2 separate regions of the Mus musculus genome follow, and region 2 is linked to region 1. The links are chromatin loops, found by intact Hi-C in ENCODE. Cell type or tissue: left cerebral cortex. All regions are shown on one strand. Each heading gives the region's core, and the rest is flanking DNA. Links, peaks and the distances in the headings are about the cores only.

The links. Peaks named below come from ENCODE experiments on the same cell type or tissue, not always from the same donor. Only the 100,000 strongest peaks of a DNase experiment are listed, where the experiment ranks them.
Region 2: a loop joins it to region 1, with 2.2 times the contacts of the local background. A loop is called at or near these places in 2 of 42 quality-filtered maps.

What each region holds. Positions count from the first base shown.
Region 1 is chr9:97,411,861-97,420,199 of GRCm38, reverse strand. No RefSeq gene overlaps it. Among named protein-coding and RNA genes, the nearest start is that of Gm25607, 24 kb to the left of the region's middle. In left cerebral cortex, for the core only: no CTCF peak of the experiment used is centred there; a DNase peak (open chromatin) is centred at 5,044.
Region 2 is chr9:97,318,020-97,326,358 of GRCm38, reverse strand. It overlaps Gm46149 (a long non-coding RNA gene), which reads right to left. Exons shown (of 3, transcript XR_001779354.1): 3 at 7,144-7,864. Among named protein-coding and RNA genes, the nearest start is that of Gm46149, 12 kb to the right of the region's middle. In left cerebral cortex, for the core only: a CTCF peak has its summit at 3,287 (motif pointing right); a DNase peak (open chromatin) is centred at 3,295.

The sequences.
Region 1 (8,339 bases), core at 188-8,187:
GAGCTTCATCATTTACAGGCAATTAGCACAACAGCCTCCTCCATTTGGCAGCGACTGAGAAGCTACACACGATAATAGCTCCTTCAAGTGGGCAAGGGACATGTGGAGGCTGAGAGACAATGTGTTGTTTCAGCAGATGACAGTACCTTGGTGGCTCTGAGCTTAAATTGCCAAAAGGAAAGATATATCGATAGCTGGGCCATACATGATATGGGGAGGGGGCGATAAGGCATGCTCCAAACCTGTGGTACTCGAAAACAGAGCTTGAGGTCTGAGGTAGTCGTTGATCAGACCCAAACCATACCAACAGCCTGGCATTAGCATAAAGGTGGAAGTGGGCAGAGGCTGAGATGAGGCTAAGCAGCCAGAAGCAACAGAGCTGTGTAAACTGGACCAGCACCCATGGGATGGTGGACATGACACTGGATGGAGGACATGATGTGGGATGGAGGACATGATGTAGGATGGAGGGCATGATGTGGGATGGTGGACATGACACCGGATAGAGGACATGATGTGGGATGGAGGACATGATGTGGGATGGAGGACATGATGTGGGATAGTGGACATGACGTGGGATAGTGGACATGATGTGGGATGGTGGACATGATGTGGGATAATGGACATGATGTGGGATGGTGGACATGATGTGGGATGGTGGACATGACATGGGATGGTGGACATGACGTGGGATGGAGGACATGATGTGGGATGGAGGACATGATATAGGATGGTGGTGGACATGATGTGGGATGGTGGACATGATGTGGGATGGTGGACATGATGTGGGATGGTGGACATGATGTAGGAAGGTGGACATAATCTGACAGCTGCAACTGTCAGAGCCCCAAACTTTTGACTTGAACAGTAGTTAACAAAAGCTGGGGAGACAAAAACCTGGCCATGCCAGCTGAGGTAGCCACATGCAAAGCCACCTTCTAACATCCTCAAGAAGAACATCCTCACACAGGGTCCCCAATGGAGAAGGTAGAGAAAGCACCCAAGGAGCTGAAGGGGTCTGCAACCCTATAAGTGGAACAACAATATGAACTAACCAGTACCCCCAGAGCTCGTGTCTCTAGCTGCATATGTAGCAGAAGATGGCCTAGTCAGCCATCATTGGGAAGAGAGGCCTCTAGGTCTTGCAAACTTCATATGCCCCAGTACAGGGGAACTCCAGGGCCAAGAAGTGGGAGTGGGTGGGTAGGGGAGCAGGGCAGGGGGAGGGTATAGGGAACTTTCAGGATAGCATTTAAAATGTAAATAAAGAAAATATAGCCGGGTGTAGTGGTGCACGCCTTTAATCCCAGCACTCGGGAGGCAGAGGCAGGCGGATTTCTGAGTTCCAGGCCAGCCTGATCTACAAAGTGAGTTCCAGGACAGCCAGGGCTATACAGAGAAACCCTGTCTCGAAATGCATAGAAAGTTTTCTCTTTGGAAAAGGAGCAGAAAAGAAAAGATTATGAAATACAGTATTTGAGATACTGAGTTAAATCCTTGGAAAAACTGCTGGTGAATAAATAGCATAATTGTTTTTTCCCGTTAGAGGGTAGAAAATGGACTAAATACAATAGCTTTGAAAGAAGGCTTTGAAAATACACATGGAGGGACTTATGGTCCAGGTACATATGTAGCAGAGGATGCCCTTATCTGGCATCAAAGGGAGATGGAGCCCTTGGTCCTGTGGAAACTTGATACCCCAGGGTAAGGGGATGCTAGAGTAGTGAGGTGGGAGTTGGGGAGGTGAGTGAGGGAGCACCCTCATAGAGGCAAAGGGGAGGAGGATGGGATGGGGAATTTGCAGAAGGGAAACTGGGAAGGGGGACAACATTTGAAATGTAAATAAATAAAATAACCAATAAAAAAGGAAAGGGAAAGAAGGAAGGAAAGAAGGAAAGAAGGAAGGAAGGAAGGAAGGGAGGAAGGAAGGAAGGAAGGAAGGAAGGAAGGAAGGAAGGAAGGAAGGAAAGCTTTGAACCTCACCATTTCTACCCCAAACTTGACTTGGCCAACTGAGGAAAGCTAATGATGAATGTAGAGTTGCAACAGCTAAATGTATTATGTACTCACTGTCATGACGTTTTGTAAAATATGCCACCCATGGAAGAGGAATAGGAAAGGTTTCCCTGCTTGCCTCCACTGCCTGCACCCCATTGCATGCCTGTGGATGTTTCCACATTTCCACCTGCCAATCAGAAAGGCTCTATGGGAGCAAGATGTGGCCATTCCATACCACCCCTTTCAAGTATTAAGCCACATTTCAGTCACTAACACAACAATGAACCAGGCTAAATATGGGCATGCTTTTCAGCTGCTATAGATGGCTGGTACAAAGCTTAAGAGACAAATTTTGGCTCTGGAGGTTGATTTTGAAATGCATATGGCATGTCTGTCTGAACTTCCAAATCTGCCAAGGCAGTCGTCCACCAAGAATTAATGACCTGAGTGTGCAGGGATCCCACTCAGAGGTGAATGTGTGACTGGCCTAGAGTGTTATCAGCATCTTGTTCTGGGTTCCACCTGTCTTCCCATAGCTGTGCAGGCTGGGAAAGATGGGTGTCCTCTTAGCACTCAGGAGACACTCTTCAAGTCATGTAAGTCCCTTCATCTTCTTGAGTTGTTTGAGTTAGCTCATTATCCGACTTGCATCCATAATTTATAAGAGAAACAGAATTTCAATCAAGGTCACAGTGTAAGCGCATCATTTGAAGTTCCATTTGACTCCCATCTGAGCACAGGACAATGATACTTTCTCTACACATGAACTGTATAAGAAAATGGCCATTATAGCAGGGTCAAGTTCAAGATGACTGTGTCTGTGGAACAGAAGTGATAGAGAGATGCGGATTAGTGAGCAGGCTGAAACCCCTGTCCTGATAAGCTCTCTGTTAGCACAGGACATCTGTGAACTTTACTCTGACTTCATAGGTAGGGAGTAGTTAAAAACTTGCTGAGGGACTTGTGTCTCAAAGCTCTGGGAAAGAGTGTCTTTTTACATTTTATTTATTGCTATTGGGAGTGGGGAATGCACACCATAGCACATGAGTAGAGGTCAGAGGAAAATCGGTGGAGTTGGTCCTCTCTGTTGACCTTCACGTGGGAAACAAGCTCAGGCCTTCATGTTTGCAAGGCAAGCACTTCCATCCACTGCAGCATCTCACCTGCCCAAAAGAGTTTCTTCTGTGAGATGAATTATTTGGGGGGGAGGGGTATCCATTTTCTGCTTATGTCTTTCTTCTTCTCTAGGATGTTTCCAGGCAAGGACAAGTTTTGCAGCTATACAGGGAAAGGACAGATGCTGACTTGTATCTGACATTCATTGACTCCTCCATGAGTTCTGGGACATCAGCCTCTTGGTTCTAAATAAAGAGACACCAGACCAGTGAGATAGCTCAACATTACCCAATGTGCACTTGTTACCAAGCCTAAAAAACTAAGTTCGCCTTTAATCCCAGCACTTGGGAGGCATAGGCAGGCGGATTTCTAAGTTCGAGGCCAGCCTGGTCTACAAAGTGAGTTCCAGGACAGCCAGGGCTACACAGAGAAACCCTGTCTTGAAAAACCAAAAAAACAAAAACAAAAACAAAAACAAACAAAAACAAAAAACAAAAACAAAACAAAAAACAAAAACAAAAACAAAACAAAAAACAAAAAAACAAAAAACAAAAAACCTAAGTTCAGTCCCCAGGACCCACACTGTAGAAGGAGAGCACTGGCACTCACAGATTGGACCCTGACCACCATGAGCATACTATTACACACACATACACACACACCACATGCAAAATGCACATATAAATGAAAAATATAATGAATTTTGAAATAAAGACATGCCATTATGGGTCCTTTGCTACTTGCTAGATTTCCTTTTACATAAAGTCAAATGTGTTTTAACTGCAGCATGTGTGACCATGCTTTCAAATTCATGCGATGGGCAAGTGTGGCAGCTCCTCCCTCATCACATGAGGAACATGTTACAATGAAAGACAGAAAGCAGCACAAGGCAACGAATAACCAGCCATGCATGCATCCCAGATCAAACTAAAATCACACACACGTTGAGAGAAATTTGAAAGAGACTTGGCTAGGATCCTCCGAGAGAATATCAACCAAAGAGACAGAAGTTAGGAGGGAAAAAAATCAAATGAAGTCAAAATAACAGTAGACCATGAAAACCAAAATAGAAATATTAAAAATGAAATACAAAGGTAGTTAAATAAATAAGCTCAATGGGTAAAGTCTACTCCACTGGACTCAGAATGGAATTCACTCAGAAGAAAAAAACCCAGAAAATGACTATAAAATTACAGTGATAAAAATAAGAGGAAGAGAGGGAAGAAATGTGGAAAGGAATGAGGAGCGATGTCTGAAGAGATGAACATACAATGCTTTCCAGGATTTAAGACTTGAACTTTTGTATTAAAGCTTGCTCTGAGCACAGGACTCGATAAACACAAATCTAAATTCAACATGCCAAAGAGAGAAGATAAAAAGGGAAACCTTAGAAATCTTCAGACAACAACAATAAGCTCCACTAACTGAATAACATGGGACAAGGAGAGAGCCACGGTGTAGCTGAGCACCTCTCCCATCCCTGAGCTAGTCCCAGGGTGAGGCTGAGCATCTTTGCTATCCAGGAGCTGGTCTCAGAATGCAGCTGAGCACCTCTCCCATCCCTGAGCCAGCCTCTTCCCTCCTCTGACTTCTGCACACTGTTCTAGCTAGCATCTTCTCAAATACTGATTCCATCTGCAGTGTTCCATGGCTGTCCTTATCCTACTCTACATTTTCTTCATTATTCAGAATTCATTCTTTTCATCTCAAAGTTTACATTCACAGCCTCTGTTGCTCATTTCCATCTCAGCCATCCACTCTCCAAAAAACGCCAACTTCCATTTGTACTTTTATTATTTTCCCTGAAAGGGTTAGTGTTACCTTTCAAATCTGCATTCCATAGACAAGTAGGGTTGGAGATGTTGATTAGCAATCATTAGCATATAGAAACAATGCCAGAATTCCTAAAATTCCACACTGCAGAATCTCACTTAACTAAAGTCAGATGGTTTATAAGAGATTCCAAGTGGCAAAAACAAAAATAGAAATGCACTCAGTGTTATTTGTGGTTCGCATAAGGTAGAACTGCACTACTGGTATTTGGAGGCATCGCTTCTCCACATGGAGTCGAGGGGCGCAGGATCCTGGCACAGACTGTCTCTTTCTAGAACATTAAAGCAGATTGGTGGGTAGAGAAACCCAGTTCTCTGGGGCAGTGCTGTGGGATTTACAAGCTGAGGTTGGCTCTACTGTGTCCTTTCTCCTATCTGGCAGGCAGCTGCTGACCAACATTGACAGTTATCTAAATGTGTATCTTTTACAGGTATTTAATCGAACATACTGTACTTCATATTCAGTGTGGTCTGGGTAGATCCCTGAAAGCATTCCTTTTATCTCCATTATTTTTTTCTTTGTCTATTTTGAGCATTTTAAAAGATGTCTCTGCCAATTCTTCTAAGGATATATCTATTTGATTTGACTTAAAAAATATCTTGGAAATATTTAAGAAAATAAGACAGAAAAGTGATACCTCAAATCACAGAAGACCAGAAGTGTCTTATTTAGTAATTTTTTATACAAATATTTAAGCATATGTGTCATTAGATGAGACGTGTACAAAAGACATTTGATTAAACATTCTATAAATGTGACAGCAGCTCTAAAATTTGCCTGGCTTTTCTATGAATATCAATTCTAAGAAGTAGATTTGGATCAACCACGTTATCAGAAAGACTAAATTACCTCCTAATTCTCTCTGTAAACAGTGGCATTACAGAATTGTTGACATGGGAAGGGAATCAGAAGTGTGAAGTATGAAGTTTAGTGAGAAAAGCTTGTCCAGGAAGCTCTCCTGTCTCTTAGATGAGGTTGCTGAAGGCAAGAATAGCTGTTCCATATTCCAGCACTTAAGAAACTGGCCAGAGCTGGAAGCTACATCTCCAGTGCCCCAAGTGATCTCACACAGCCACCTAAGGCTACACTCAGGGACACAGCTTGGACTCCGAGCACTGGTGGAAGAATACAGATCTAGTAATCCTCTGAGAAACATAGCCCTGTGCCTTCTTAGGCATCCACTTTTCCCAATGTAAATCCTCAGTGAGATTTTGTTTTATAGGAAGTGAGCAAAGTCTTTGTGTCCTTTTCTCAAGCATCACCAACAATTCTGCAGACGACTGAGCCTTCACTCACTGGGTCTCAAATTTCAGCTCTGATTTCTTCAGCATTTTTTTGAACCCTGAGGGCAGGACTGATTATGAAAGTTGTTCCAAGCCTCATTAAGGATGCAGACTCTGAAAACAAGATATCATCCCCCCCCCTTTCATTTCCTCCCCCTGTAGATTTTACTGGATTGAATTTCAGATACATCTATAGTATGAAACCCCCTAATGTCAGATAGCAGGTCACAAACCCAGATAATCATTGATACAGATCCCAAAACAAGCTCACTCCATCCTGCATATGACCCCACACCCCAGTGTTGGTGGCCACAGGACTGCAAACTTTATGCCTCAACTCTAGGCAACATAACACAGAAAAACACTGTCTCTCTGGAGGAAGAAAAAAAGATGTAGGTGATAAGTTATTGCATAAGAAAGCCAAGATTGACTCAAAACACTAAGGATTAAAAACATGCCAGTAAATTCAAGCAAAGAACCTGGGACTATCTCAACCCCATATGAAGGTTCTCTCCCAGCTTAAATGAGAACCCACTCTTAGCTGATGTCTTAGTTTGGGTTTACTGCTTTGAACAGGCACCATGACCAAGGCAACTCTTATAAGGACAACATTTAATCATAGCTGGCTTACAGGTTCAGAGGTTCAGTCCATTATCATAAAAGCAGTGGGAACATGGCAACGTCTAGGCAGGCATGGTACAGGAGGAAATGAGAGTTCCACATCTTCATCAGAAGACTGCTCCCACGTGGTTAGGAGGAGGATCTCATTGCCCACCCCCACACTGGCACACAACAAGGCCACACCTACTCCAAAAAGGCCACACCTCCTAATAGTAACACTCTCGGGATCAAGCATATTCAAACAGCTGAGGAGCTGTTACTGACAGTTCATTGTCTGTTAGAAAAAGAGAGTTTTGTTAGGAATGTGGGTTTTGGTCAGTGAAACATACTCTGGTGAATTTTCCCATACCCATGTATACATCAGATGCACTAGTTGGACTCAATGGGTCATAAGAAGAAGAACAAGAAGTTGGTAGGTGGATGTGGAGAGGGAAATCCAAGAAGAATTGAAGTAGGGATATATATGACCAAAATGCCTTGTATGCATGTATGATCTCTTGAGAATAAATGTTAAGTATCATGAAAAATGAAAAGTAGAATTACCATACACTCCAGCTATACTGCTCCTAAGAAAATAACCCCAAAGTTTAAATTAGCACAATATAAGGCTATTTGTACATCATGATAACAGCAACCAATTTATAGATTCAGCCTAGGTATCTGCCAAAAGATAGAGAAAATGTGTATACATGCAATGGAGTTTTATTCAGCCACAAAGAACAACAAAATTATTCATTTTCAGTAAAATGTATAAAAACCACAGATCATTATACTAAATGAAATAAGTAAAACCCCAAAAGATAAATATTACATGTTTTATTTCATATGTGCACCTTAAATTAGATGTGTATGATTTTATATAAAAAGTACAAGGAGGATTGTCTCAGAAACCAGGCTAGCAGGAGTGGGGAAGAGTCGACATGCTAGGATACACAGGAGTTAATACATTCAAGCACATGTCCTATTAGGGTGGCTTCATGAAGCATGCTGTGATATACAATGAACTCATGCCAATAAAAATTCTTCAAAATTAAAATGAAAGCAGCAGCCTCCCAAAAATCGGGGGAAACTACAAAATACAGAACCTCAAGTAACAAAGAGTTTTTCCAAAAGATAAAATTTACAAACCTTTACAGAGACTTAAATTTAAAAATCAAATAAATAAGAACAATGAAACCAGATGACTTTTTAGTGAGATGATGGAGTAGAAGATGATGGAGTAGAAGCTGCCTCTGTGTGGACCAATGAAGGAGAAGAAACCAAAGACTCTGTTCCAAAGGAAGAATTGGAAGATACACCTTTAAAATAGGAGGTGGATCGAAGGAGGGGATGAGAGGGGATGGGGAGCGGATGATCAGGTGTTGGGAGGACAGGAAAAAGAAGAGAAATCGGCATGCCAAAGACCTGGCACAGGGTTGAGGGTAGGAGCAGAATCATCAGGGGAGGGTGTTAGGGTTTCCATTGCTGTGAAGCAGCACCATGACCAAA
Region 2 (8,339 bases), core at 206-8,205, 94 kb after region 1:
ACCTAGATTATGATTTATCCTTCTCAGGTCTATGATCGCATTGGCTGCTAAGTTAACTACAGTTTGACAGCCAGAGAACAGACAAGAAGCTCCTTACCCCCAGGTAATGCACCACTCACTGTATTTGATCATTAGTCAATTAATTAACAAGGTAAGACTACCAGATCTCTTATCATAAAGGCAAACAGGTTTACAGGCTTCGTGATAAGATATAAACGTTTCAGATGTAGTCTTTTGCTATTCACTTATCTAAAAAAAAAAAAAAGAAAGAAAGAAAGAAAGAAAGAAAGAAAGAAAGAAAGAAAGAAAGAAAGAAAGAAAGAAAACCCTGTTTTCAGCGACTGCTTCCCAGTGATCAACCACCAGTCTCTCGTGGTAAATAACTGTATAGAAAGACATAAAGTTTATGCAAGGTCTGAGAATACAAAAGCTTACATTGGTGAGGATCTAAGACAATGTTTGAGGGTCTAGGAAGGAGGTTTGAGGCCAGTAATTATAAGATATAAAGGTTGGAAGACATAAGAAACACTTGGATGGTGATTGAAAAATAATTTAAGATACAAAGTATCTTCAGATTTCTTCCCCTTGCTGTGCCACTGTTATATTAAGACTTCAAAAGTTTAGAGTTCTAACTTTAATCAATGGGATTCTGATAAATTAGCCTAACTCTATATGATCTGCTATATGATACACTTTCATAATCACAAGTTCAAGCTTTGAAGTTTCCTTTGGTTGTCTTTTAACCATAGGCTTAAGGTGTTTCTCATGCTAAACCTAATGGTCTGGAAGTTCAAGATTTTAAGTTTCCTTTAATTGTCTTTTAAATATAGACTTAAAGATGTTTCTTACTATGCTAAGTTTATATACATTCAGCCTTCTGGATACAGGCAAAAAGCCCCTCTGACCCCACGAAAGGTTTTTGTCTCATCTGAGCTCTTCTTAAAGACTAAACAGTCTTTAAGTTTATACTGTTAACAAACTTATCTCTTTCATAAACTTAAAAAGATTCTTGTAGGCTTCAGGAAATGCACTAGGATCTACCTCTCATGGATCAAATAAACTTCTATCCAGTAAGTACCCCTGTCAATCAATAGCCTAAGTTCCCCAACTGTTGCCTATTCAAGAGGGTAGGATTCCTCCCAAGTTCCTTGGTTTGGGGACACACACACCCCCCCTTTGCACAACCTCTAAAACCATGGGCCTAAGGGTTTCAGATGCACACCTAAGAAAAAGTTTTTCTTCCAAACCCACATGTTATGCTTTGTATATACTCAGCCCAGGGAGTAGCACTATTAGAAGGTGTGGCCCTGTTGGAGTACCTGTGTCAATGTGGGTGTGGGCTTTAAGACCCTCATCCTAGCTGCCTGGAAGCCAGTATTCTCCTAGCAGCCTTCAGATGAAGGTGTAGAACTCCCAGCTCCTCCTGCATTATGCCTGCTTGGATGCTGGCATGTTCCTCCTGCCTTGAAGATTATGGACTGAACGTTTGAACCTGTAAGCCAGCCCCAGTTAAATGTTTCCCTTATAAGAGTTGCATTGGTCATGGTGTCTGTTTGCAGCAGTAAAACGCTAAGACACCACATAACTTTATTTTCTGCCTCTAATATTTGTATATATTTCACCATCTTGCTAAATCCAGGTGTTTACTCAGAATCTACATCCAGGACAGCTCCAGAGAAGCAGCCCACATATGCTTTGGTCTACCCGCACAGATGCTTCTACTGGGCCTGCACTTACCTAGCCATAGATGGTCCCACAAACCCTGGACAGCAATAAACCAGCCAGCTCTCCTGGGACCTGACCAGGACTCTCATCAATTTTCTTAGGTTCCCAGAAGACAACCATCACCCCAAAATCAGCAGGAAGCAGTTAAAGAACATGACGACCCACTCCTGCCCCATCATCACCTCTTTCTAGTTCCTCATTTTTAATTAAACCAAACTGGAGGACTGTTAGCATTTCCTTTAGGCTCCACCCAACAGTTACCTAGCAATAGCTTGCATCTCCGCCCACCAGGTAAGAGCCAGGAGACAGACATATAAGAAGACCATACCTTCCCTCCCTCCCTCTCCTCTCCCTCTCTCCCTCTCCCCTACCTTGTTCCTGGCCAGCCTCTTCTCTTCCTCTCTCTCTCCTTTCTCTTTCTGTCTTTCCTATCTCCCTCCTTTCTCTGCCTATACCCCCTTCTCCAGGTACCCCTCCCTTCTGGCCAATAAACCTTCTTTATCTTAGATCTGTTGTATGGCTCAATTGTTCAGGGGGACACCTGGGCCAGCCTGCTAAGGTGCTCCTTCCCATCACATTACTCCGCCATGGTTTTATAAAACACCACACTCCCTAACTCAAACACAAAGAGGGTTTCTTGGTTTCCTTGTTTGGGTTTCTTTTTCCTTTTATCTTGTTCTCTCCAAGCACACACACAAATGTGTGTGTGTGTGTGTGTGTGTGTGTGTGTGTGTGTGTGTGTGTGTGTGCTTTAAAAACAAAAGCTTTGCCTGTTTTTCAGATCTGAGGGGACCTGTGTTGGTTTTCCTCCACACCACCAAGCAATCAAAATGCCCCACTTGATCAGCTTCAGTTAATGAGAACATGAAGAACACCTACTGTTGTGTTTTATAAAAAACAGTGTGGTATAATGCAGGCAGGAGGGAGTACTTTAGGGAGCCTAGCCAAGATATTCCCCTGAACAGCCACGCCATGCACCAGACCTAGTATGAAGAAGGTTTACTGGCAGGAAGGGAAGGGAACCTGGAAAGGGGGTAGAGGCAGAAGGGAGGGAGGCAGAGAAGGACAGAAAGAGAGGAGAGAGGGGAAGGAAGAGAGGAAAAGTCTGGCCAGGAATACATCAGGGAGAGGTGAAGAGAGGGGGGAGAGAGAGAGAGAGAGAGAGAGAGAGAGAGAGAGAGAGAGAGATGCGAAGCAGTCCTTATATGACTGGCTCTTGGCTTGTACCTGGCAGGAGGAGATGCAAGCTGTTGCTAGGTAGCTGTTGAACAGAGCCTAGAGGAAATGCTAACACAACAGTAACAGTAAGCTCTGTTGGATAACATCTTCCTAAGCCTCTCCTGCACCTCTGGACAGTCCTCCTCTGGACAGTCCTCCTCTGGACAGTCCTCCTCCTGTACCAAGCCTGTGCTTCTTCTATACTCTCTGCTCCCTGATGAAGTTTCCAGAAGCCTCTTCCTTGAAATAAAAAAGGAACTGCGAAACTGAAGAAATTGCAGCTCCTTTTTCTCCTTTCATTCCTTTGCAAGTGATTAAGCACCTGATTAACTGCAATTCAAATCTTTTCCACCAGAGGGTGGTACACAGTTACCACAGACCCAACAGCAATGCAGTTCTCCCTGATTATATGAGTGGATTGGTTTCTGGGTCCATCCATCTCCCTGGCCCATGCCACCCTCCCTGACACCAAGGCGTGCAGGTGTTCAGGTTCCTTACATAAATTGTGTGTGTTTGCACATAACCTGCTTACATCCTCCTGTTTATGTCAAACCGTCTCTAGATTACATACAGCACCTAACACTATATAAATGCTATGTAACATGGGTGTTGCTTTGGGAATCGTGACAATAAAAAATTATGCCGGTTTAGTACCAGTGTATTCTGATCTAATATTTTAGATCAGAAATATTTAAATCAGGAAACACGGTTGGTTGAGTCTTTGGATGCAGAGCCTGCGGGTGAAGAGGGCCAGCTGTATGTGTATAATGTCAGAGCCGAACACAAGCATCTGTTCTTTTAGCTCCTGTGGGGAGAGAGATTAAGAGCAAATCTTTTCCTGTATCTTTTTGCTTCCCTTCCATTTTCAAATGAGAATATATTTATTCAATAATCAGAAAAGATATGTGTTAGAATTTTTTTTAAGTTCTTATGATAGGAAAGCAAACAGCAGAGATAGCAAAAAATAAAAATGGATGCTTATCTACTGCCTACAACTAACCAGTGAACGTGGGTACTCTGTTCCGTGGTGTACCTGACATTTTCAGGAGCCCTTGATATAATCACAGCCTGGAGTCTGCCTACTCCGTTAAGTGGCTGCTGATTGAAAGGCTGTCCTCACGATGCCGCACTCTGTGTGTTAGGTGGGCTCAGGGGACAGGCTCCACCTGCTGAGGCCCGCACTTCAGACTCTCGTGCTCTCCTGCGGCCTTGAGACAGCCTTTCAATCTTTCACCGTCCATCAGTGTGTACGCAGCAAAATTTAGAGACAGGATGGGAAAGAAGTGGGCAACTGTGGTGTTTTTTTTTTCCTGGCTTTATCCTCTCAGTCTAAATCAGATTTATCACTGGGGCTTCCAATTTTTACATTAGAACTGCCAGTCTGCGAAGGTGACAAAGAGTAATGTCTCTTGTAACAGCAGTTGTAAAGAAACGGTATATGAAAGTATTACATTGGGCTTCCTTCCATGAAAAAAAATTACTACAATCTTCATAAATGTGTTGTTGTTGTTTCAGCAATCTTGTTTTTAGGTATATGTGCGTAAAGACATATGTAAGATGTTATTTTAAAAAATAAAACATACATACACACATACATGCACACACCTCTCTGAATACCGCCCAAGGCCTTGGTTAAACGGCGATATAGCCTAAGTTTAAATGCTCTAAGGTCATAAATAATAATGGGAGAAGGGCATACATTTTGGCATGGAAAGATATCCAGCATTGTATATAAAGGTTAGAGAGGCGGACAGTAGGGATTGGTTTGGGACTCTTCATTTGGTTGAATAAAGCTCAGAAAGAAGATGCTGCATAGACACTCACTCGTTTTCAAGCAAATCGCTGGACACAGCACACAGCACCTGTTGAAACCCAGCAGCCAGTTACACACAAGAAGATTCCCAGGAGCAGTCATTGAACACAAACTAGATCCGGCCTCCTCCGTCCCTTTGCAATGAGAGTGGGAGTGCCTTAAGACAGGAAGGAGAGAAGTGACTGAAGATAAGGGATGCTTGGAAACCTCTCCTTCCCCAAGATGGTGGGATTGTAGTCAGCTAGTTCTCTGATAGCCAGTGTTCACTCCCTAAGCCATTTCTGCAGGGCTGTTCTTTCCCTTGATGTCTTACGGTAGCCCAGTGGCAAACAGCACATGCCCACCACTGCATCCCTGGGCCTGGATGCAATCATAGGACTTACCCAGGCTGTGTGTGGTATGAGCAGAAGCTAGCATTAATATGAAGTATAAGGTGTGTTCCTTTATCATCATATCATCTTTCCATCATCTCTTAGGCACTACTTCCTTGGGGTAGCTGTCATTTCTTACCTTTGGTCTAGATCTGCGGTTCTCAACCTGTGGATAGCGATTCACAGGGGTCACCTAAGACTGCTAGCAAACAGAGATATTTACATTACAGTAAATTCATAGCAGTAGCCAAATTACAGTTGTACAGTAGCAATGAAAATAACGTTATGGTTGGGGTCGCCACAGCATGCAGAACTGTATTAAAGGGTCGCAGCATCAGAAAGGTTGAGAAGTAGTGGAGCAGATGGGGCTGCACTGCTCAAATCTGAGCCCAGCCGTAAAGAGCCAAGGCCAACAAGAACCACAGTTTCAGCCAAGCTGCTTTGGCAAGGCCGAGTGGTGCAGGTTAGACTGTAACCCGTGATGATAAGAGTACATGCGCACAGTTACATGGAGCTGAGTTTAGGGGGTGGTTTGTGATAGCATTGATTGTGCCAATAGTTGATTCCTCTACAAAGGGGAGAATCTTTCAGACACCAACAACTTCCTCTGGGAGTCTGGGACATAGTCTAGGGACTCATGATTGACTCTTGCTTGGGAAATTATGCATACCTGGCTGGCCCAAGGAGAGATAAGGTAAAATTGAGCACATTGTCCTAGCACTTTTAAAGAGGTGCAAGGATGTACAGCTCTGGCGTGTTAGGTGGATGCCACAGGACTTAAGAGAGCTCTAGTTTTCCCGATGGAATCTTGCTCCAAATAGTGTCAGTTACATGTGAGGGAGCCATCAGTAAAAGGTGGTGGGGGTTCATTCAGGAGCCACTAGGAAAGCAGGGTAGCAGCTGGGAAGAGAAAGAAGTCATCACATCCTCCTGTCTCACTAGAGGTCCCTAGATATCTGGGCCATCCTAACTGGAAAACATAGGGAGATGCAATATAATATTAAATTTCGTATTTCGATTTGATGAGTCGTTTTGACACTGAAAATGAGATCATTGTAACTGACAAGAGACTGAAAGTTATGGAATCCTTTTGTGGTAACATCAGGAGGGGAATAAAGAGATCTGACAGGTTGTGTTTGAAAGTAATGATGGGAGCTTAGCCCATTCAATAAAATGAGTATGTCATTATATCGCTTATATGTGTGCATATGTGCGTTGTAAGTGTGTAATGGTTATACAGGTGCTCCTCAACTCACAGTGCGTTTATAACCCCAATAAATCCAGTCTGAGTTAAAGAAACTGTAAGACACAGAATCCATCAAACAGTCTAGCTTAGCTGAGCTTCCTTTAAACAGGTTCAGGACACTTACATCAAACCAGCTTGCAGTTGGATTAAAACATTCCCTAACACAAAGCCTATTGTCTAACAAAGAACGAGATGTAGCATGTAATTTATTGGAAACATGAGATACAAAATGCAAACAGACTCCCTGGCGACACAGTACACAAGAGCCATTGTTTCCCCTGGTTGACTTCATGGCTGACAGAGAACTGCAACCCCCTCCCACTGCCCAGTATCACCAGAGAGTATTGGTAAAAGATATTCAAAATGTGCTACATGGTTTCTACTAAGTTCTCTTGGCTTGCACCCCGGCTTACAACCGAAAACTGGTGAGTTGAACCATCTCGTGTTGTGAGGTTGTTGTCATAGTATACAGTGAGTGTGCCCATAAGGCTTCAAAGTGGAGAAAGTGGATATGGGGGGTGGGTCGGGGACGCCTCCAGTAGAGATGAATCCTGTGCATCTCCCTCTCCTTAGTTCTCTTGGTTCTAACAATACAACTATCACACAGCCAATCTCCCTGCAAACGCTCAGCCTGCGGCAGAGATTACTTTATAGCTTTTATTTAATATTCCTTTGAGAATTATCATTTGCTTTTACAGAGCATTACCAAGAAACGAAGACAACAAAACACGTTTTTATTGTCCCAACACTTGTGGCTCTTCTTCTTGGGGATGAATACTGATCAAACCAGACCCTGCAGAGGACAGAACCTGTCGGAGGCATCAGAGGACTAGAGTCTTGGGAAGTAGGTGTCTCGGATGCTCCGGGTGACCTGAAGCAAGGACCTCTGCCTCCCGAGCTGTACTTTATTTCTCATTAAAGCCACCTCAGGGCACACCAAAAGCATCCCATGTGACAGACCACGGTTTGTTGTGGGAAAGCCCCAAGCTAGGCTGAACCTCTGCATGCTGGGTTTCCCTGTCCCTAAGGCCCCAAGAAACACATTCACTGTCAGGACACCCATTTCCTTGTCCTTACATAACGCATAAGCCAGGTCTTCTGTGCTGGAGTGGCTGTGCAAGGTTCTCACAGGCTCAAGGTGTTTATTCGGTGTGAACGTGAACCTGTGAGGTCCTGCATGGGCTCTGGGTTGACTCTGTGGGGTGAGGGAGTGTGAAAGGCCCCACACTGTTGTGTGCTGTTGATCCCATGCTAGAGTGGGTACGGAAGGTCCCACAAGGGCTTGTGTGTTGAAGGCCTGGTCCTCAGATGCTGGTGCTCCCACAGGAGGTGGTAGAGAGCTTAGCATGTAGAGGCTACCAACAGAAGCAGGCTATAGATGGCATACCTGTGTGGAGAATGGCACTACTCACTTCCTCTCTCCCTCTCTTTCTTTCCCAAACTCCATGAGACGAGCACTTCTTCCACATGTTCTCTATCATCATCTTCATCCTAGCCAGAGAACAATGGAGCTAAGTAATCATGAACTGGAACTCTAAACCACAATTAGCCTCTTCCCCTTTGAGTTGTTTCTTGTAGTTGTTTATAACAGCTGTGAGAAAACGAACACTCCCTCCACCACATAGGGTTTTGTCATTGCTATGATAGATAGATAGATAGATAGATAGATAGATAGATAGATAGATAGATAGATAGATAGAAGATAGATAGACAGACAGACAGATAGATAGATAGATATGATATGATATATAGATATATACACGGAGATAGAGATATACACACAGATATAGTGCTGTCTGCTGGTTTGTATTTTGTTTGTCCACAATACACAGTAGTTCATACAGCCATTCATTTCAGTCATGATTATGTATCTTTAGAACTAAACGGAAGTCATCTTGTTACTTCATCTTCACCTGCATAACATCAGCTGTTGCCTTCACCACAGAGGACTTGATTCTGTGATGCC